Linked DNA regions of Homo sapiens: region 1 is linked to region 2. A link is a loop called in an ENCODE intact Hi-C map of the cell type or tissue named here. Cell type or tissue: gastrocnemius medialis. All regions are shown on one strand. Each heading gives the region's core, and the rest is flanking DNA. Links, peaks and the distances in the headings are about the cores only. Region 1 holds the start of UBE2A (ubiquitin conjugating enzyme E2 A). Region 2 holds the start of RNF113A (ring finger protein 113A).

The links. Peaks named below come from ENCODE experiments on the same cell type or tissue, not always from the same donor. Only the 100,000 strongest peaks of a DNase experiment are listed, where the experiment ranks them.
Region 1: a loop joins it to region 2, with 3 times the contacts of the local background. A loop is called at or near these places in 7 of 110 quality-filtered maps.

Annotation. Positions count from the first base shown.
Region 1 is chrX:119,567,957-119,579,140 of GRCh38, reverse strand. UBE2A (ubiquitin conjugating enzyme E2 A) reads right to left here and starts at 4,578. Exons shown (of 6, transcript NM_003336.4): 1 at 4,386-4,578; 2 at 4,160-4,240; 3 at 3,741-3,766. The coding sequence starts at 4,429. LOC124905208 (a long non-coding RNA gene) reads left to right here and starts at 4,646. Exons shown (of 2, transcript XR_007068307.1): 1 at 4,646-5,006; 2 at 6,838-9,152. RefSeq lists enhancers at 3,805-4,305, 4,306-4,806 and a silencer at 4,178-4,347. In gastrocnemius medialis, for the core only: a CTCF peak has its summit at 4,210; DNase peaks (open chromatin) are centred at 4,100, 4,270 and 4,670; H3K4me3 peaks cover 2,685 bases; H3K27ac peaks cover 2,640 bases.
Region 2 is chrX:119,867,608-119,878,791 of GRCh38, reverse strand. RNF113A (ring finger protein 113A) reads left to right here and starts at 7,059. Exons shown (of 1, transcript NM_006978.3): 1 at 7,059-8,317. The coding sequence starts at 7,179. The coding sequence ends at 8,210. NDUFA1 (NADH:ubiquinone oxidoreductase subunit A1) reads right to left here and starts at 6,960. Exons shown (of 3, transcript NM_004541.4): 1 at 6,779-6,960; 2 at 5,399-5,488; 3 at 2,130-2,278. The coding sequence starts at 6,880. The coding sequence ends at 2,258. RefSeq lists an enhancer at 6,637-7,346. In gastrocnemius medialis, for the core only: no CTCF peak of the experiment used is centred there; a DNase peak (open chromatin) is centred at 7,011; H3K4me3 peaks cover 4,220 bases; H3K27ac peaks cover 3,190 bases.

The DNA of each region.
Region 1 (11,184 bases), core at 1,203-9,202, 300 kb after region 2:
TACTTGAATATAAATTAAGACAACCCAAATCTTATTCAAGGTACACATTAAAAAGAGGGTAAAAACTTCACACTTTTAGTCACACTAATCAGAACCTGTTTAGTATAACCTTCAATGTAATTTCTAAGCTCTAAAACAAATGTTAAGGGAATTTAAAATCCCAGAATTAGTATTATGCAGTCTTGAGACTACAGCTTACCCTCTGAATATTTAGAAGGCTAGGCTTTAAAATAACTGAAAATTTAAGCCTCACCATTGTTGTACATAATGTATACTAATTTTGTTCATCTTCCCGAGGAGGCTAAGACATCGTAAGGAAAGTATCAATTAATCCATCTATACAGGGAGACCACCAAAATTACATAAACGTGTTAAGTGACTGGTGTATGGCAATAAGGAGTGATATGGTTGAACTAGAGGGGGTATATGTTCTGCCTAAAGACACTCACAAAGTCAAGTTTTGGAAAATACTGTGTTGGCCAAAGAAAACACACCTGCAGGTGTTTTCTGCCATTTGGCCACCAGTTTGTGACCCCTGAGAAGAAAGCAAAATACATATAACTTCAAAATTATTTTTGATGACTGAAAATCGATTTTTCAAGTAATATCCAAAACTCTTCATCATAGGATTTATTTATATTTAAAACACTCTTAGTGGACTTTAGAGATTCATTTTGAAAAAGATTTTATGACTCAGAAACATTTCCAAAAATTAAAAAAAAATAAAAACGATTTATACCCCAATTCTAAAGAACACATCTATTATGAAAAGCAAATACCAGTACCTTACCATGTCTATTAACAATTTTTAGATTATGTGATGAAGATTATATTCCATAACCTTTGTATTTAGCATGTATACCAAGATATTCTGATGAGGAAGCATTTCTCCCCAATGTTTTGGTAGTGTAAGCTCTTGAGAATATATTCCTCTTACTTCGAGTGTGTGAAGTTAAACCAAAATACCCTTAAGTGTTGCTTGTCTTAAGATTTCATCACTCTAACTAGGACCTGGTTGTTCCAGAAACTTCCATAACGAACGGTTTACAACAAAGAAGCAAAAGTAGTTTTGGGGTTCTTAATTAATAACATAATACATTGGAAACAGCAAAATCAACTATGCCACTTATCCCTAATCAGTCTTTTCTCTAACTGTAAATTCCCCAACTATAAATAAAGGGTATTCAAAAAATGGTTAAGGCTGGGCACGGCTGCTCATGCCTGTAATCATAGCACTTTGGGAGGCCGAGGTGGGCGGATCACCTCAGGTCAGGAGTTCGAGACCAGCCTGCCCAACATAGTGAAACCCCCTCTTTACTAAAAAATACAAAAATTAGCTGGGCATGGTGGTAGGTGCCTGCAATCCCAGCTACTTGGGAGGCTGAGGCAGAAGAATTGCTTGAACCTGGGAGGCAGAGGCTGCAGTGAGCTGAGCTCGTGCCACTGCACTCCAGCCTGGGTGACAAGAGCAAAACTCCATCTCAAAAAAAAAAAAAAAAAAAAAAGCTAAAATTTTTTTTGTGGGGGAACCACAGGCCACAGTGTTCCAGACACCTGAGGAAGCATCCATCGGTAGCAGACTGTTCAACAGAACAAATCAGCCTGAGTAATTCCTTTCAGTAATGCTAGGATGGAGATACACATCATCAAAAATAGAACCAGTAATGTCAAAGGTGACAGTCCTGGTAGATAATGGACTCTGTAAGTACCTTTTCAATTCATACCACTTAAGAGAAGCACCCTTGAAATATTTAGGTAGCCAATCCCCAGCAAAGTGATGTACTATTAATAAAGCTGTGCCCAGCATAAAACAGAGTAAAACGAGGAAAAAAGAAGCCAATGAAAACAAGGCCTACTAGAGCTAAAGCAAACACAGTTAATCTGTACATTTAAAGCTCAGGTATAAAGAACTAGTGCTCGCCGGGTGCGGTGGCTCAAGCCTGTAGTCCCAGCACTTTGGGAGGCCAAGGCGGGTGGATCCCAAGGTCAGGAGTTTGAGACCAGCCTGGCCAACATGGTGAAACCCCGTCTCTACTAAAGATACAAAAAATTAGCCGGGCGCGGTGTCGCACACCTGTAATCCCAGCTACTCAGGAGGCTGAGGCAGGAGAATCGCTTGAACCTGGGAGGCGGAGGTTGCAGTGAGCCGAGATCACACCATCGCACTCCAGCCTGGGTGACAGGGCGCAACTCCGTCTCAAAAAAACAAAAACAAAAAACAAACAAACAAAAAAACTAGTGCCAATCTGGTAGAAGAAAATTAAGTCTAGCTATAGTTTTTTGCTACAAATCAGTTCAAATGATTAACTGCGCCAAAGTAGTATGCCCTTACAATCACTGTTTCCTGCTGTCATTTCTTTTCTTTGCAGCCCTGAAGAGTAATGATATTTACCCAGGGGGTAAAGGTAAAGAGGAAGCTAAAAATATTCAGGTGACTGTCCACAGTTTCCTGGGGAAATCTAAGTACTTGAGATGAATTACAGACTTAGTTGAAATTGACTTACCTCACAACATTTTGTGGACTGGTAGCATCAAAAAGCAATCCGGCTCAGCAACATAAGTATGTATTAAGTAGTTTGCAGAAATGTTTTTGTTCCCACCTTCAAACTGAAGTGTGTGTGTGTGTGTGTGTGTGTATAAATGCTATGTGACCGAAGGAAATCATTGAGGAAAAAAATAACAGAAAGATCCTTTTCCTTTTTTTTAAAACCTCAAATATTAAAGAATTTCATGAGTTCAAATACTTTAATCATCCTTTAAATGTATTAAACTTTCAAAAAACAACCACACACACACACAACTGAGTGTAGAACTATCAGTGTCATTTTTCCGGTTGTGATAGGGTCTAGTCATTCAAGATGTTACCAAATGGGAGGGTTTGGGTAGAGGACTGGGTTAAGGGTATAAAGGGTGTCTCTATTATTTCTTGCAACTGCATATGAATCTATAATTATCTAAAATCAGAAAGTTTTTAAAAAGCAATTTACACGTGTTTTTAAAAGTTAAACCTAAATCAATTAAAAATTATGTACCTACTGGTACATGTAGTACTTTCAGGTAGGCAGGACACTGATCAAAAGGGTACATTAAGGCTAACTTCAATTGTGAAGCTGCTTTGAAATTACTCATCATAACGTCTTGATGAAAGCACACACTGCAAATTCACTTAAAAATAAGAAAGAATACTGTACTCAAATGAGGCATTTAAGACCATCTTAGAGCAGTGAGGCTGACAGGCATTCAATGTCAGATTGTAGAAACCAGACAGTTGTACGCAAGGGATTCTCGCATCCACTCAACATCCAACACACATCTACCAAGCACCTGCTGAACACAACTCCTGCCCTTGGGGTAGAATTCTGAACCAGATGGTCTCTGGGGTCTCTGCTGCCTATCAGCAACTGGTTGGGTTTATACTAATTCAGTGATGGAGGGCTGAATTTAGCAGAATTACAGCCCAAGCCTCAAAAATCCTTAATACCAGTGCTATGATTGCTCCTTTTAAAAAGTGACTGCCTTACACAGATTTTTTTTTTAAGAAAGCAAGAAGAAAGGTGCAGTTCTAGTCAAGCATACAATATCCAGAACCACCAGCCACACACTGCATTCCACTCAAGCCTTTAGCAGACAGAGGCTAGGCAGAGGCAGGTTCCTAAGCAGGAGACACTTCCAGGATGACTGGGAACCCTTTCCCCAGATGACCAGGCTCCTGAAAAGTGGGTAAAGAAACTCTCTCTTACCATCCTCAAACGGGGTCCCTTCAGGCCTGCAACACAGAGAAAAATGGTCAGTTCCCACTTAAGGGGCCCCCTTCTCCCTGCTTCATCTGAGATGGCTATCCCGAGCTCTGCCATCTCCAGCACCGCTACCGGGGTCGGAAGCCACTACAAATGGATGTCCCGGGCTCAGAGACACAGGGCAAGCCGCCGCGCCTAACCGCCACCACTCCCCGCCCCGCCCCCCTAGAACCCCAAGCGGTTCCCCCTGGCAGCGGGAACTGAGCTAATCGAGGCACAGGCTCCGGGGAGGCGCCTAGGCCCAGCCAGACCCAAACATTTTCCCCTACCCGCTCGGCCTCCGCGGGGGGCCCGCCCCGGAGCGCAGACCGAAGCTGCTCGCGTCCCCAGTTTTCTCGCCACCGCCACGAACGCAGACTCACCCGAAAATGACCGCGTTCCACACCATTATGTTGTTCTCGGACGGAGCCCCGCTGACTCCGGCTGGAGGATCCTCCTGCAACCTTCGGGAAGACAGACAGGGGTCCCCCTAGGCCGGCACTGGCGCCCGCTCCCGGCCGCTCCCCAGCCCTCCCCGCCCGGCGCGCCTCGGGACCCGCCCTGTGCCCCAGCTCGCAACCCCCGGCCTCGGCCGTCCCCTCGGTTTACCTCTTGAAGTCCCGCATGAGGCGCCGCCGAGCCGGGGTGGACATGTCGCGAGCGGGGTCAGGGGTGGGGCATACACTGGGGTCTCGGGTTCCCGCGGCGGGCGAGGAGGCCGAAGAGGCTGGAGAAGCAGGAGAAGGGGAGGCGGAAGCACCCAGAGGAACCGCGCTGCCTCTCCGAAGTCGAGGGTCGGTCTGGCGCCGGCTAAGCACCACCCCAGTGTAGACGGGGGCTGAACCAACCTGAGAGCAGAGAGAGGGGGGTGGAACGTCGAGCGCCGGACAGGCCGTACCAAGACGGGGCGGGGGGTGCGCGAGGAAAGTTGCTTATGTCATTAAAGCCCCACGGGAGGCCCGGGGCGGGGCCGCGAGCGCAGAGGCGTAGGGTACGCCGGAGCCCCGGGCGCTGGAGGAGCTCGTGGTGGAACGGGGTCCATCCCCACCTGCTAATTCTAAGGCAAACCCTGGGAAGTTTTCGGCTTTTTTTCTTTTTCTCTTTTTTTCTTTTTCTATTCGTTTTTGTTTGTTTTGTGACCAGATCATTCATGAAAGCGCGCACTATGCCCGGGGAGGAGAGGGGAGAAGTTTGGAAGTCCCAAACTAGAGGACGAAGGAGTGGGCGGAGGTAAAACCGGTTCTCAAAAAGCGGCAACTCTAGGGTGCACAACCCCTTCGGACACCGGAGACTGGGGTCGGAGGGGTGGGGAGAGGAGTGATTGGTTAAAATCACGGAAAATCAAAAGAATAAATCGGCCTTGACTATGACGGGGGGGCGGGGCGGGGCTGTGGGATTGAATGCAGGATTGGGCGCTCAACGTTTAGGCCAATGATCACCCCAGGGCAGAATGAAATAGTGTTGTATGTCCTGTGGGAGGGAATGGGAGCTTAAGGCAGGCGGAGTAGGGTTTTGTTTTGTTCTGTTTTGTTTTGGGCACTCACAATTTGGCTCTGGAACCACATTTCCCCTTGGTAGTTCAACAAGCCAAGCGGCTATTTATGTTCAGAAGAGTCCAAGATATGAGACTATCCGACTGCAGGGAGTTGCAAGGACAGTGGGTCTGAAGTAAAAGGAACGTGGAAAAGCTGCAGGTTGCAGGAAGAGTCACAGTCCGTGGACCTGCAAAAGCAATAACAGTTTTAAAGGATAATTTTTAAAGGTCAACCCAAAATAACTTAGAAGATAGGCATAATACACATTTAAAAATTATTGAAAATAGGAGAAAGGTAGATTTGGGTTAAGTCATCAAGAGTTTTGAATGCCAAGCTAATGGATTCCTTGGAAGTCCATTGAGCAGGGAAGTGACATCATTAGAGCTGTCCTTATCAGAGATTGGTCTCAAGAGAGCAGGCAGGAGACTCTTGCAGTATCTAGGTGCGAGATACTGAAGCAGGCAGTGACAATAAAGGCGAGGATATGAATGAATGGGGAGGACTTGGCAACAGGCTGAATATGGGGCAAGAGAGAGGAAGGAGTCAACAGTGGCTGAAACTCTAAGCCCCGAGATAACTGGGGTTTTGAAGGTGCCATTAACAGAATTACAGAATAGAGAGAGAGGGACAAGTTTGGAAAAGGAAATTTTGGGTGGGACTTACTGAGTTCATGGGACTGGTGAGACATCCCCGTGAAGATGTCCAGAAGATATCAGATGTGCAGGAATTTGTTTCTAACATGAGAAGCAGGAGGCACTTGACAATGGTAGTGATTCTAGCTGCTGCTTAACAACAGGTACTTTCATGGTCAAGGATTTCTATCTCCCATTAACTCCAACATATCAGTTAAGGCAAGTCTCCCTAATAGCATCACATTATGGCTGTAGTAGGAAGGGGGTACAAAAATTAAAAAAAAAAAACTTTTTTTCCTCTCATCTAAGAACTTGCAGTCTACTAACACACACATACACACATATGAAATCAACAAAAGCAAGATCTACAAAAGCAAGTATATTCGTTTTCATCACTGCTTAACAAATTACAAGTTGTTGGCCAAGCCCAGTTCATTGCAGTTGTAGGACTTTGGTCCCTATTTCCTTACTAGCTGCCACCTGGGAACTACTCTCAGCTCCTAGAGGCCGCCTGCATTCCTTGCCAAGTGGCCTACTCCATCTTCAAAGTCATCAACAGAGAATTTCTCTCCCACCACATCCCTCTCACTCTTTGAATCTTGTTTTCAGGAAGAGCACAGTCTACTTTAAAGGCTTATCAGATTATGTCAGGCCCACCCCATGGATAATTTCCCTATGTTAAAAACATCTAAGTTGGGACCTTTATTATGTCTGCTAAATTTTTTCACTGCAGAACCTAGATTAGTATTTCATTTAATAACTGGGAGAAAGTGTGTGTATATACCAAGGACCAAGAATCTCAGGGGAGGGTAGCATCTTAGAAGTCTGCCTACGACAGCAACAGCAGAACCAGAACGGTTTCAGATTTCCTTTTTTTTTTTTTTTTTTTTTCAGATTTTGGAATTATTTGCATTATAAAAGTTTCAGGTTTTGGAGCATTTCGGATTTTAGATTTTCAGATTTGAGATCCTCAACTTGTAGAAGTGTGTGAAACCACAGATGCTGAGAGATTGCACAGCAGAGGAATCGTCATTCTGGTGGGATCAGGACAAGCTTCCTGAAATGGGTGTATTTCAATTTTGTTTCAACAGAGATGAAAGCGGAGCTTGAGAGAGAAGAACTTAAGCAGTTTATATGGGGGCAATGGCACAGACAAGGGCATGGAGCTAAACCCGTGGGCAGATGAGCTTGGCTAATGGACAGGTTCTTGGCTGGGGAATGATGAGACCTCAGCTAGGAAAAGTGAGGGTGACAGAAGTTGATTAAATGCCCTCAAATGCGAGAATGGGGAATTTAGGCAGCTTTTATAGGTGTTTGAGCATGAGAGAGATGTATTGAAAATATCCTGGCCGGGCGCGGTGTCTCACACCTGTAATCCCAGCACTTTGGGAGGCCAAGGCAGGTGGATCACGAGGTCAGGAGATCAAGACCATCCTGGCTAACATGGTGAAACCCCGTCTCCACTAAAAATACAAAAAATTCTCCGGGCGTGGTGGTGGGCGCCTGTAGTCCCAGCTACTCTGGAGGCTGAGGCAGGAGAATGGCGTGAGCCCGGGAGGTGGAGCTTGCAGTGAGCAGAGATCGCGCCACTGCACTCCAGCCTGGGCGACAGAGCAAGACTCCATCTCAAAAAAAAAAAAGAAAAAAAAGAAAAAAAAGAAAATATCCTTTTGAGGCCAGGCATGGTGGCTCACGCCTATAATCCCAGCACTTGGGAGGCCGAGGCAGGTAGATCACCTGAGGTCAGGAGTTCAAGACTAACCTGGCCAACATGAGGTAACCCCATCTCTACTAAAAATACAAAAAAATTAGCTGGGCGTGGTGGTGAGGACCTGTAGTTCGAGCTACTCGGGAGGCTGAGACAGAAGAATCGCTGGAACCCAGGAGGCGGAGGTTGCAGTGAGCGGAGGTCATGCCACTACACTCCAGCCTGGGCGACACGACCAGACAAAAAAAAAAGAGAAAGAAAAAGAAAATACCCTATTAAGAAGCGGCATGTACCGTACTAAAAAGTATGAAAGGGACTGAGAAGCTCCTGCTACTGGATATACATGTCTGAAATTTATTGAAGGATATAGATGTATGTAAGTTTGTTGTGAGCTTGTCTGTTTTTTGAAACCCCCTTTCTCTTCCTTTCTTGGACTTTCTTCCTTTCAAGAAAACTAAGGGCTGGGCTCAGTGGCTCAAGCCTGCAATCCCAGCACTTGGGGAGGCCAAGTGGATCACCTGAGGTCAGGAGTTTGAGACCAGCCTGACCAACATGGAGAAACCCCGTCTCTACTAAAAATACAAAATTAACCGGGCATGGTGGTGCATGCCTATAATCCCAGCTATTCCAGAGGCTGAAGCAGGAGAATTGCTTGAACCCGGGAGGCGGAGGTTACAGGGAGCTGAGATCGCACCATTGCACTCCAGCCTGGGCAACAAGAGCGAAACTCCGTCTCAGAAAACAAAACACAAACAAACAAACAAAAAAACTCAGGAGCATGACCCAAATGGTTGGAAGCCCCCTGGCACCTGCATGGGAGTAGCATTCTCTGACTAAGGAATGAAACTGCATTGCAGGAACACCGTGCCCCCACATTCCTCAGCAGAAGCAGGGTTGTCATAGCAAGCAGCAATACAGAAGATTGTTTTCCAGCATGATGATTATCAGGCTAGAACATACTAACTTTAGCACAGTTTGGCCAAGCATTCTTTCTACCCTTTTTTCACCTTGACATCTTGAAGAAATACCCTCTTCACAGCCAAGCACCACCCCTACCCAAGAGCAGGGGTCCAGAAAGGATAAGTCTCCTCAATTTAAAGAAAAGTGGGCTGGGCACAGTGGCTCATGCCTGTAATCCCAGCATTTTGGGAGGTGGAGGTGGGAGGATCGCTTGAAGTGAGGAGTTTGAGATCAGTCTGGGCAAAAATGCAAGACTTGTCTCAAAAAAACCAAAAAAATTGTGAAATTTCATTCATGAAGATTTCAACATGAAAAATAGATTTTTATTTTCCTGAAGTATTTTGGGTTAGGAGAAGAGACGAAATTAAAGATCATTTCTTGCCTTATCAGGCTGTAAGTTTGTATTTCTGTTATCCAGTGAAGGCAAAGGACTTTTACTTTCCTACGGTTTTCACCTCTGTTGATAAAATTTAGTACAAACAGCAACAAAGCACCAACAGAAAATAAAATCGAAAGGTCTTTCTTGACTCAAATAATCTCAGAAAATATTTCAAGAGAATTACTTTTAGGAAGTAACAGTTAGCAAAGTGTGTGCTCTTGCTCTTGACAACTTGTAGTATGTTGTTCATCTTCAGCCTCTAGGACATAAGTGGTGGGGGGAAGAGAGAGAGACAAAGAGGTTGGGATGGAGGGAGGGGAATATCAAAGCTGAGGGAAATGGGGAAATTAAGGCCTTGAAAATGGGATTTCAGGCCAGGCACAGTGGCTCACGCCTGTAATCCGAGCACTTTGGGAGGCCGAGGCGGGTGGATCACCCGAAGTCAGGAGTTTGAGACCAGCCTGGCCAGCATGGCGAAACCCCGTCTCTACTAAAAATACAAAAAAATTAGCTAAGCGTGGTGGTGCGTGCCTGTAATCCCAGCTACCTGGAAGGCTGAGGCAGGAGAATCGCTGGAACCTGGGAGGCAGAGGCTGCAGTGAGCCGAGATCACGCCACTACACTCCAGCCTGGGTGACAGAGCCAGACTCCGTCTCAAAAAAAAAAAAGGATTTCACTACCTGCTAAATTACTGAATCAAAGAAAACAAAGGCATGGTGTGGTATGCTGAATAATGCACAACCCTGCCCCCTCCGCCCCCCCAGCCAGATCTCCATTTCCTTATCTCTGTAACTGGTGAATATGTTACCTTACATGGCAAAAGGGACTTTGCAGATGTGATTAAATTAAGAATCTTGACATGGGGATATTATCCTGGATTAAAGGGGTGGGCCTGAGGCAATCAAACCAGTCCTTATACGAGGGATGAAGTAGGAGTCAAAGAGGAGGCCATGTGATGACTGAAGCAGAGATTGGAGTGATGTGGCCACCAGGGAAGGAGCCAAAGTATGTCTGCAGTAGGAGTTGGAAGAGGCAAAAGATGGAAGCCTGAAGCCCCCAGAAGCAATCAGACCTGCTGACACCTTGACTTTAGACCACTGATATTGGTTTTGGACTTCTGATGTCCAAAACTCTAAGATAATACATTTGTGTTGTCTTAAGCCACCAAGTTTGTGGTAACTTGTTACAGCAGTAATATGAAACTAATACACATGTCTACCATGTTGTACATGGGAATTCAATCAAACCAGCCACATCCATCAGACCAGGGCTCAGCAAACTGCAGCCAAATCTAACCTGCCATTATTTGTCTATGGCCTACAAACTAAGAATGGCTTTCTATATTCTTAAACGGTTGAAAAAAGTCAAAAGATTTAATAATATTATAATGTACATCAATGTTACCAGACTAAGCATTCATCACAATATTCCCAACTCAGAGGAGAGCAATGGCTAGTAAAATTTAAAATTTTAAGTAGAATATCTTATTATGGCAAAATTCATAATAAAACTAAAAAATAGGCCAGGCGCATTGGCTCATGCCTGTAATCCCAGCACTTTGGGAGGCTGAGGTGTGTGAATCATGAGGTCAGGAGTTCCAGGCCAGCTTGGCCAACATGGGAAAACCCCATCTCGGCCGGGCGTGGGGGATCACGCCTGTAATCCCAGCACTTTGGGAGGCCGAGGTGGGCGGATCACGAGGTCAGGAGATCGAGACCATCCTGTCTAACACAGTGAAACTTCATCTCTACTAAAAATACAAAAAATTTGCCGGGCGTGGTGGCGGGCGCCTGTAGTCCCAGCTACTCGGGAGGCTGAGGCAGGAGAATGGCGCGAACCCGGGAGGCGGAGCTTGCAGTGAGCCGAGATCGCACCACTGCACTCCAGCCTGGGCGACAGAGCGAGACTCCGTCTCAAAAAAAAAAAAAAAGAAAAAAAAAAAAAGAAAACCCCATCTCTACCAAAAATACAAAAAGTAGCTGAGTGTGGTGGCGCATGCCTGTAATCCCAGCTACTCAGGGGGCTGAGGCAGGAGAATTGCTTGAACCTGGGAGGTGGAGGTTGCAGTGAGCCGAGATCACGCCACCGCCCTCCAGCCTGGGCGAGAGAGCGAGACTCCATCCCCCGCCCCCCCCAAAAAGGAAAAAATAAAAATAAGCCTATAGTCAAAGTAAGTTTCTGAGTGGCTCCTTTG
Region 2 (11,184 bases), core at 2,196-10,195:
AAAGCTCAATTTCACAGCAGATGCTACAAAAAAGGGCAGTGAAGAATTTGGACTCTTAACCGTGAACCTAACCAACTCTACCTGTCATTTTGTAGCCCCTCACTATACAGCTGTGTAGCTGTGACAGTCGTCTAAGGACATAAAAATGTAGGGGATGATCCCTGCCTACAGGCAAAATGGAGAAATAACAGACCTAAAAATCAATAAAAGTAGTAATAGATAAGTCATGTTTTCAACACATCTTCTGTATCCACAACTCCCTAGGTGTACTACTTGCCCTCTTCCTTCCTTTCCAGGGATAGCTTTTTTGTTTGTTTTTTGTTTTTTTTGAGACAGAATTTCACTCTTGTTGCCCAGGCTGGAGTGGCGGTGGCGCAATCTCAGCTCACTGCAACCCCTGCCTCCTGGGTTCAAGCAATTCTCCTGCCTCAGCCTCCAGAGTAGCTGGGATTACCGGCATGCGCCACCATACCCAGCTAGTTTTGTTAATTTTAGTAGGGACGGGGTTTCTCTATGTTGATCAGTCAGGTCTTGAACTCCCGATGTCAGGTGATCCACCCGCCTCCCAAAGTGCTGGAATTACAGGTGTGAGCCACCGCCCGGCCGGCGATAGTTCTCCTAACAGTCAATTACACAAGGCCTGTGAAGCATTAAATGATAATACAGGTTCTATTAAGTTTGTAATCATGACCAGGCTTTCCTTATACAGTAAAAAGTAAAAGGTCATTGCCGATCAAGGGATGGCACAATCCAGCCACCACTGTAAGTTTAAACACCACTTCCTTCTATAAGCCCCGCCCTATAAAATTAGATCAATGGCAATCACACAGTGCAGGCATGTTCAAGGTAACCAGATCAAATGTTAAACTGGATAAGCAATGAAAAGCAACTTAGTATTCTCACCTGGAAGTGTCATCTGTGGTGTTGCTTTATACACATGGAGTTATCACCATCTTTAGTTTTATCTTTTCAGATCTTCATCTTTGGTTACCTTTAATGTTGAACATGCATCTCTATTTCAAGTGCTCAGTACACTCTCATTTTAATAAACCGAATGATTGCTGTTGCTGTATACTAAAACAAAAATTAACTTAAGCATATACTATTTGTTAGATACTATACAGAATGTATGAAGGTTGAAGGTGCAATCCGTTTTAAACATATCCCAACTGGAATTTTTTTTTTTTTTTTTTTTGGAGACGGAGTCTCACTCTGTCACTGTCACCCAGGCTGGAGTGCAGTGGCACAATCTCAGCTCACGGCAACCTCCACCTCCCGGTTTCAAACCATTCTCCTGTCTCACACCACCACTGCGCCCGGCCTGGAATTATCTTCTTACACCCCTCTCAGCTCAAACCTAACCAACTGGAATTTTAAACATTGTAGGATCCACTCAGAAAAGGAACTAGAAAAAAAATACTTTTTCTGTATTCCCCTGGTCATCTCTGAAGAAACTATGTTTGTAAAATTTACTAATATCAGCCGGGCAAAATGGCTCACACCTGTAATCCCAGCACTTTGGGATGCCAAGGTGGGTGGATCACTTGAGGTCAGGAATTCGAGACCAGCCTGGCCAACATGGTGAAACCCTGTCTCTACTAAAAATATAAAAACTGGCCAGCCCCGGTGGCTCACACCTGTAATCCCAGCACTTTGGGAGGCCGAGGCAGGTGGATCACGGGGTCAGGAGTTCAAGACCAGCCTGACCAAGATGGTGAAACCCCGTCTCTATTAAAAATATAAAAATTAGCCAGGTGCAGTGGCAGGTGCCTGTAATCCCAGCTACTCAGGAGGCTGAGGCAGGAGAATCACTTGAACTTGGGAGTCGGAGGTTGCAATGAGCCGAGATTGAGCCACTGAACTCCAGCCTGGGCAACAGAGCAAGACTCTGTCTAAAAAAATAAATAAATAAAGTTAAATAAAATATACTAGTGTCTATTACAATAGTAGCAACTACAATTTATGAAGTATTAGCTGCTAGGCACAGAGACAGGTGCTTGATGTACATTATGGATGTACATTATGTCTATACAAGCCTCACAGTTGCCTTCTAGTTTTTTTTAAGTGATAAAGACTACATTGGGTAGATTGCTTGATTTTGTGTAACATATTTAAAAAAAAGAAATGCATTTTTTTCATTTTATTTTTATTAAGCACTACATAACACATTGCATGCTACATAATACACTGTAACCTTCTAGCAGGGGTAGATGGCCATAACTGAGTTATTTTTTTCATCAATCAGGAAAATGCTTCCTTAATCAATGTTCTCCAAACCCTGAAAAACAGTTTAAAAAGGAGAATGTGACAAGTCTGTTCCCATCAAAGATATGCCATGTACTTTTATTTCCAGTGTCATTAAATGGCATTGTTATTAAAAAGAGTGCTTCCACATCCCACATTTCTCTAACTGCAACAATACATTGGATTAAATTTTATAATCACTAAAGAATAACCTGTAATGATTTCTAGTTTTCATTTTCTGACAGCAGCATATTGCTTTATATGAAACAAACCTTCCCCGACCCCCAATCAGAACTAAAGTCAAGCAACTCTTTACCACCTGGATCCTTTTTTTTTTTTTTTGAGATGGAGTCTCACTCCCGTCATGCAGGCTGGAGTGCAGTGATGCGATCTTGCCTCACTGCAACCTGCATCTCCCAGGTTCAAGCAATTCTCCTTCCTCAGCCTCCCAAGTAGCTAGGATTAAAGGCATGTGCCACCATGCCCAGCTGATTTTTGTATTTTTAGTAGAGAAGGGGTTTCGCCATGTTGGCCAAGCTGGTCTAGAACTCCCGACCTCAGGGGATCCACCTGCCTCGGCCTCCCAAAGTGCTAGGATTACAGGTGTGAGCCACTATGCCTGGCCTCCACCTGGATCCTTTTACAAAGCACCTCAGTGAGTCAGAGGACAAGAAGGTAAAATCTGTTTTAAAAAATAACAGCCAACATGAGGTAGATACTATTATTCTCATTCCATTTTTTTTACAAATGAGGAAATGGAGGCTCAGAGAGGTTAAAAGTCACCTGCTTAAGTCCATAAGGAATTAGCAGAGCCAGAATTCAGGGACCCCAACTCCCGAACCCTTCTCTGACAAGCACTACACTATCTATTCAAAATACCTACTGGATCTTACTAAGTTGACAACCAAATACTTCAGAAGCTATAAATTAAAAGATTACACCTGGCGTGGTGGCTCACGCCTGTAATCCCAGCACTTTGGGAGGCCGAGGTGGGTGGATCATGAGGTCAGGAGTTCAAGATCAGCCTGGCCAAGATGGTGAAACCCTGTCTCTACTAAAAGTACAAAAATTACAGCGCACCTGTAATCCCAGCTACTCGTGAGGCTGAGGCAGGAGAATTGCTTGAACCTGGTGGGTGGAGCTTGCAGTGAGCCAAGATCATTCCACTGCACTCCGGCCTAGGCGACAGAGCAAGACTCCGTCTCAAAAAAAAAAAAAAAAAAAAAAAAAGACTCATCAGTGATGACACTTCTTCTAGGTATTAAATAACATAGTCCAGGTATTTGGTTTACTATTACAGGAAGAACTGCCTTAAGAGAAGTTAAAACTGTATCTTCCTTGGAGCCATCTCTTAGAAATCCTAATTCTGTCTCACATGCTAGGTGATTCTGATGGTTATTCTTGGACCATACTTTGAGAAATATGGCTCCAGATAAGTAGATATCTATTATCATGTTCATTGGATTAGATTCTCAACTACCTCTCTACTGAGAGGTGTATCACCCAGGTTGAGTCCTTATAATATTACTTAATCACTCTGACCCTTGTCTATAAAATGGAAATACTATTTACTTAGGTTTGTTGTGAGGAATAAATGAGGAAGGAGAAAATATTAAAAAGTAAACATTTTTAAAAGAAGTATGAGAATGAACTACTCCTACAAAATATAAAAACATACTATTAGGGCCAGGAGTAGGGGCTCACGCCTGTAATCCTAACACTTTGGGAGGTTGAGGTGGGCGGATCACTTGAGGTCAGGAGTTAGGAAACCAGCCTGGCCAACATGGTGAAACTCCATCTCTACCAAAAAGTACAAAAAAAAATTTAGCTGGGCATGGTGGCAGGTGCCTGTAATCCCAGCTACTCAGGAGGCTGAGGCACAAGAATCGCTTGAACCCGGGAGGCGGGGGTTGCAGTGAGCCAAGATTGCACCACTGCACTCCAGACTGAGTGACAGCGTGAGACCTTGTCTCAAAAAACAAAAAAAAAGACAGAAAAACAAAAAATATACTATTAAGTTGAGCCTTATGAAATGCTACTGCTTGGTCGTTTTTGACCTACAAAAATGGCAATGTCATAATTGAATCAAAATATAAAATTATAGTAATTCTTTAAATGAAGTATTGTTGCAGGAATAGGCAGACCTAGAGTATAGAAAAGCACATCCGTGAAACAGGCCCATGTGTACATGGAAATTTAGTTTACCAGAGTGGTATTACAAATAAAAATAAATTGGGTGCTTGGTGGTTTTTTTTTTTTTTTTTTTTGAGACAGGCTCTCATTCTCTCGCCCGGGCTGGAGTGCAGTGGTACGATCCTAGTTCACTGGAGCCTCAAACCCCTGGGCTCAAGCTGTCCTCCTGCCTCAGCCTTCTGAGTAGCTAGGACTACTAAACTCTTCTATAAATGGGTAATTGCGATAACTAGCTACCTGTTGGAAAAAAGTAAAGTTAATCCTCCTTTCACATTATACTCCAAAATGACCTGTAGATGTAACCAAATAACTAATTTTTTAAAGAAACTAACAATATTAGGAGAAATTATTTTTTAAAAGTATTTTTATGAGCCAGGTATAGTGGCACACCTGCAGTCCCAGCTCCTCCGAAGGCTGAGGCAAGAAGATCACTTGAGCCTATGAGTTTGAGGGCCAGCCTGGGCAACACAGCAAGACTGTCTCTATTTTATTTTTTGAAAGTATTTTTATAATCTTAGATAGAAAAGGCCTTTGTACGGGAGACATAAAAACCTAGAATCCAGAACAACAAAACATGATACATTGAATATCAAAATTTAGAACTACCTGATGAAAAACATCATAAAGTAAAAAAGACAAACAGCAGACTGGGAAAAATGTCATATATAAAATAGACAAAAAAATTAAAGTCTAGAATATATAAAGAACCATAGCTCAAAAAGAAAAAGACAATGGAACAGGCAAAGGATATAGGCAACAATCCACAGAATAAGAAATATATGACAGAAGAAAAACTAAAAAAAAAAAAGAAATATAAAAGATTAAATATGTAAAAAGATGCCAACCTCACTAGTAGATAAGAAAATGCTAGTTATATATTAGCACTGTATGACCCTTGGCAAGGCATTACCAGAACCCACCTCAACCCTGGCAAAAGGCTGGCATCAGAGTGGCATCTTACCTTTGACACATAGTAACGATCAACTCCAGAGATGCGCCTATCTCTTTCCATCAGACTCCAGTGATACCCAAAATGAGCAACCCTTTTTTCCTTCAAATAAGAGACAATTATTGTTGCAGTTTATAAAAGTGAGTGACCCAATTGATAGATACTACAATTTTTAAAAGGGACATTCCAGAGAAATGGAATCATCGTTTAAATAAAAATGCAAATTAGTAGTACAAAGAACAGAATCTCCTAAATAAAATCAGACCACTAAACTTTAGGATTAAGTTGGTACCTGTGACTTTTTACACTATTTTAACCAACATGAATTTTTTTTCCTTTTTTTTTAAAAAAAAAAAAAAAGAAATATCTAGTTGTTGTCTTTTGGGACACTAAGAAACAACAGCTGTAGATCACACGTGAAGAACAATAACAAAATCAAAAAGTAAATAAATTTATATCCTGTACTCTTGAGATGATGTGAAGGACTAGGAAGAGGGGAAAATGAATCCTGATGTAAAAAAACAAGATCTCGCAGTAAATTCCTAAAGGCTTGCAAGAGAAAGTGGGGAATAAAAAAGTCAAGGGTGGCCGGTCGCGGCGGCTCACGCCTGTAATCCCAGCACTTTGGGAGATCAAGGCGGGTGGATCAACCGAGGTCAGAAGTTCGAGACCAGCCTCGCCAACATGATGAAACCCCGCCTCTACAAAAAAAAAAAAAAAGCCAGGCGTGGTCCCGGCTACTCGGGAGGCTGAAGCAGGAAAATTTCTTTCTTTATTTATTTTTTTTTGAGACGGAGTTTCGCTCTTGTTGCCCAGGCTGGAGTGCAGTGGCGCGATCTCGGCTCATCGCAACCTCCGCCTCCTGGGTTCAAGTGATTCTCCTGCCTCAGCCTCCCGAGTAGCTGGGATTACAGGCATGCGCCACCACGCCCAGCTAATTTTGTATTTTTAGGAGAGACGGGGTTTCTCCATGTTGGTCAGGCTGGTATCGAACTCCCGACCTCAGGTGATCCGCTCGCCTCGGTCTCCCAAAGTGCTGGGATTACAGGCGTGATCCACCGCGCCCAACCAGGAGAATCTCTTGAACCCAGAAGGCGGAGGTTGCAGTGAGCGATTCTCAGGCTTGAGCCACCTTTTCTAATCTACCTTCCCGGCCCCCGCGTCGCTACTCTGCCCTAAGGCCCACTCTGATACACCCAGAAACGCTGTTTTTCACTAGAGCAGGATGTAGTTTCTATCGGGCTTCGTTTCGCAAGCCTCGGCTTCTAGGCAACCGGAAGCAAGTAGAGGGCCGACCTCGGAGAGAGGGTTCGCAGGCTGACGGTCTCCCTGCCCACCACCCTTTTCGGAAATCAGCCCGTGGAGTCGGCCCCCGGGCCGAAGCCGGCTTACCTTGCCCCCGTTAGTGAACCTGTGGATGTACGCAGTAGCCAGTCCTGGAATCAACAAGCACACGCCCATGACGGAGAGTCCGGGGAGAATCTCGAACCACATCTCTGCCCCGTTACCTAGGCCAAAACCCTACTTCTGGGTCCTTGAAAGGTGACCTGGCTTCGCCTCTCTTCCCAGCAAGCCCCGCGGCCGCCCGCGAGCGGGGCGGTGCCACGTACGGCTCCGGAAGAAGCGACGGAATCTGCTAGGGCACAAGAGAGACGGGCGCTCGGGCTCTCGCAGTCCTCTTCCGTCAGTGTCTTTTGCTTCGACTCCCGGCGGAGCGCGCAACGTGGAGTGACGTGCAGGGGCCAAGTGCAACCCAGGCAGCCACGGCTGTTTCGGAGCTCAGGACTCTAAAATGGCAGAGCAGCTTTCTCCAGGAAAGGCGGTGGATCAGGTGTGCACCTTCCTTTTCAAAAAGCCTGGGCGGAAAGGGGCTGCTGGACGCAGAAAGCGCCCGGCCTGCGACCCAGAGCCCGGAGAAAGCGGCAGCAGTAGCGACGAAGGCTGCACTGTGGTTCGACCGGAAAAGAAGCGGGTGACCCACAATCCAATGATACAGAAGACCCGTGACAGTGGTAAACAGAAGGCGGCTTACGGCGACTTGAGCAGCGAAGAGGAAGAGGAAAATGAGCCCGAGAGTCTCGGCGTGGTTTATAAATCCACCCGTTCGGCGAAACCCGTGGGACCAGAGGATATGGGAGCGACAGCTGTCTATGAGCTGGACACAGAGAAAGAGCGCGATGCACAAGCCATCTTTGAGCGCAGCCAGAAGATCCAGGAGGAGCTGAGGGGCAAGGAGGATGACAAGATCTATCGGGGAATCAACAATTATCAGAAATACATGAAGCCCAAGGATACGTCTATGGGCAATGCCTCTTCCGGGATGGTGAGGAAGGGCCCCATCCGAGCGCCCGAGCATCTACGTGCCACCGTGCGCTGGGATTACCAGCCCGACATCTGTAAGGACTACAAAGAGACTGGCTTCTGCGGCTTCGGAGACAGCTGCAAATTCCTCCATGACCGTTCAGATTACAAGCATGGGTGGCAGATCGAACGTGAGCTTGATGAGGGTCGCTATGGTGTCTATGAGGATGAAAACTATGAAGTGGGAAGCGATGATGAGGAAATACCATTCAAGTGTTTCATCTGTCGCCAGAGCTTCCAAAACCCAGTTGTCACCAAGTGCAGGCATTATTTCTGCGAGAGCTGTGCACTGCAGCATTTCCGCACCACCCCGCGCTGCTATGTCTGTGACCAGCAGACCAATGGCGTCTTCAATCCAGCGAAAGAATTGATTGCTAAACTAGAGAAGCATCGAGCTACAGGAGAGGGTGGTGCTTCCGACTTGCCAGAAGACCCCGATGAGGATGCAATTCCCATTACTTAGGTTTCCCATAATTCTTAAATTTAAAAAATAAACGTTTTGTTCTTTTGGAAGTCTTACTTCGTGTCCTTCCTTTGTAGAGAAAGTGACAGAGCAGGCGGGTGGTGAAGTAGGGTCCTGGATTAAAAGCTTCAAGGTAGGTATAATCAGGATTTTTAGCCCTAGGATAACCATTTTGCCTGTGTTTCTTTTCAGAACACTTTGGCATAAATTATAGGGGTGGGAGTAGTTTGAGAAAAGAGCTATAATTTGCTCGAAGTAACCAAAGCCATGATGAAAGCAAGACCTCTGAGCCTGTTTATTATATCACATTTCTGTATCACTTAATAGTTTACAAAGTACTTTCATGCATTCTTTCTCTTGGGAGCCTGTACTACAAAATATACCCGAGCCAAGGTGTTGGGGAGAGGGGTTGTGTTTGGGGAACTGGTAGCTAGCACCACAGGCTTCACATATGGGAAATGTTCCTTGCTGTCTTGGTTATTTATTTATTTATTTGTTTTTGAGACGGAGTCTCGCTCTCTTGCCCAGGCTAGAGTGCAGTGGCGCGATCTCAGCTCACTGCAACCTCCGCCTCCCCGGTTCAAGCGATTCCCCTGCCTCAGCCTCCCGCGTAGCTGAGACTACAGGCGCATGCCACCACACCCGGCTATTTTTTTTTTTTTTTTTTGTATTTTTAGTAGAGACGGGGTTTCACCATACTAGCCAGGATGGTCTCGATCGCCTGGCCTCGTGATCCACCTGCCTTGGCCTCCCAAAGTGCTGGGATTACAGGTGTGAGCCACCGAGCCCGGCTCCCTTGCTGTCTTGGAAGCAGCTATAGTTAACCCCCACGTCCATGGGTGATAAAAGTATCTGTGCTCAGCTATCCAGTGTGACAGACACTAGCCCCAGGTGGCTATTGAGCACTTGAAATGTGTCTGACCACTGTATTGGACATTACTATTGTAGACAGAACTCGTGAACCTGCAGAGGTCAAAAACAATATTTTATCATCCATTACCTGAAACTATCTGTGTTCTCACAGTCTCTGTAATAGTGCTGATCACACCTTATTAAAATTAGTCAATGTACCTGTCTCTCCAACTGGTTTATGAACTCAGTGACTAGCCTAGTGCTTGGCATATAATAAGCACTTAATAAATAAGCCTAGAGAGGTTTAAAAAGGGAGATTGGGGCCAAAGCCTTGAATCCAAGCTGAGGAGCGTTGACTGTATTCTGTAGGCAGCGGGGGAGATAGCAGAGGTTTGGGAAGAGAACACAATCAGACTTGGGTTTTTTTGTTTGTTTGTTTGTTTTAGTGTTACTGTGGTTGCGGCTATAGGATGGCTCACAAGGGAGATGGAACACGAGGCCGGGAGGCCAGTTAGGCCAAATGATTAGTAAATTTTTATTGATATGGCTAGAATTTGGGCTAATCCCACGAAACAGATGCAAGAATAAATTCTGGGTTAGTGGTTTTTATTCACATTCATTAATCCATTTAAAGATATTCTTTTTTTTTTTTTTTGAGACAGAGTCTTGCTCTGTTGTCTAGGCTGGAGTGCAGTGGCGCGATCTTGGCTCATTGCAACCTCCGCCTCCCAGGTTCAAGCAATTCTCCTGCCTCAGCCTCCCGAGTAGCTGGGACTACAGACGTGCACCACCACACCCAGCTAATTTCTGTATTTTTAGTAGAGACAGGGTTTCACCATATTGGTCAGGCTGGTCTTGAACTTCTGACCTCGTGATCCGCCCGCCTCGGCCTCCCAAAGTGCTGGGATTACATGCATGAGCCACTGCGCCTGGCCTAAAGATATTCTTTGAGTAGCTACTCTAAATCAGGCACTGTGCTTGGCATGGGGGATATTAGCAGTGAACAAGATGGACACAGCCCCTGCCCTCATGGAGCTGGACATTAAATAATGACTGTTTGTTTGTTTTTGAGACAGAGTCTCGCTGTGCCACCCAGGCTGGAATGCAGTGGCATAATCTCAGCTCACTGTAACCTCCACCTCCCAGGTTCAAGCAATTCTCCTGCCTCAGCCTCCTGAGCTGGTCTCGAACTCCTGACCTCATGTGATCCACCCGCCTGGGCTTCCTAAAGTGCTGAGATTACAGGCCACCGTGCCCTGCCTGTTTCGTTTCTTTTAATTTCAAATAGGATCTCCTATGTTGCCCAAGCCCATCTCAAACTCCTGGCTTCAAGCAATCCTCCCGCCTCAGCTTCCCAACATGCAGGGATTACAGGCGTAAGCCACCATACCTGGCCTAGGAAAGCATTTGGAAAAGTGTCATGTCCTACACAAAGCTTCGGACGAAAAGGAAATAAATGAAAAGTGTCACGGAGGCAAGGCGCAGTGGCTCACGCCTGTAATCTCAGCACATTTAGAGGCTGAGATGGGAGGATCACTTGAGGCCAGGAGTTGGAGACCAGCCTGGGCAACAGGGAGACCCCCGTCTCTACAAAAAACAAGCAAAAATTTTAGCTGGGTGTGGTGATGTGCACCTGTAGTCCCAGCTACTCAGGAGGCTGAGGTGGGAGAATCCCTTGAACCCAGAAGATCAAGGCTGCAGTGAGCCATGATTGCGCTACTACACTCCAACCTGGGTGACAGGAGTGAGACCCTGTCTCAAAAAAAAAAAAAAAGAGAGAAAAATATGGCAATGAGTAGCAAAAGAACCAGAAAAAATGTTCATTTTTTTAACTATTTCTGATAATTTATACTAAAAAAGTTATTCAGGGTTGGGCACAGTGGCTCATGCCTGTAATCCCAGGACTTCATGAGGCCAAGATTAGAGGATCACTTGAGCTCAGGAGTTTGAGAACAGCATGGGCAACATAGCAAGACTCCCATCTCTAAAAAATAAAAATAAAAAAAGTTATTCAAAAGTAGAATAAAGTGTTATGGAAAAAGATATACTTTGAATTGTTATCTATTATATAAGCTGAGAGAAAAGGTCCAGGAGAAAACACAGATGATAAAAGGTGAAAGAA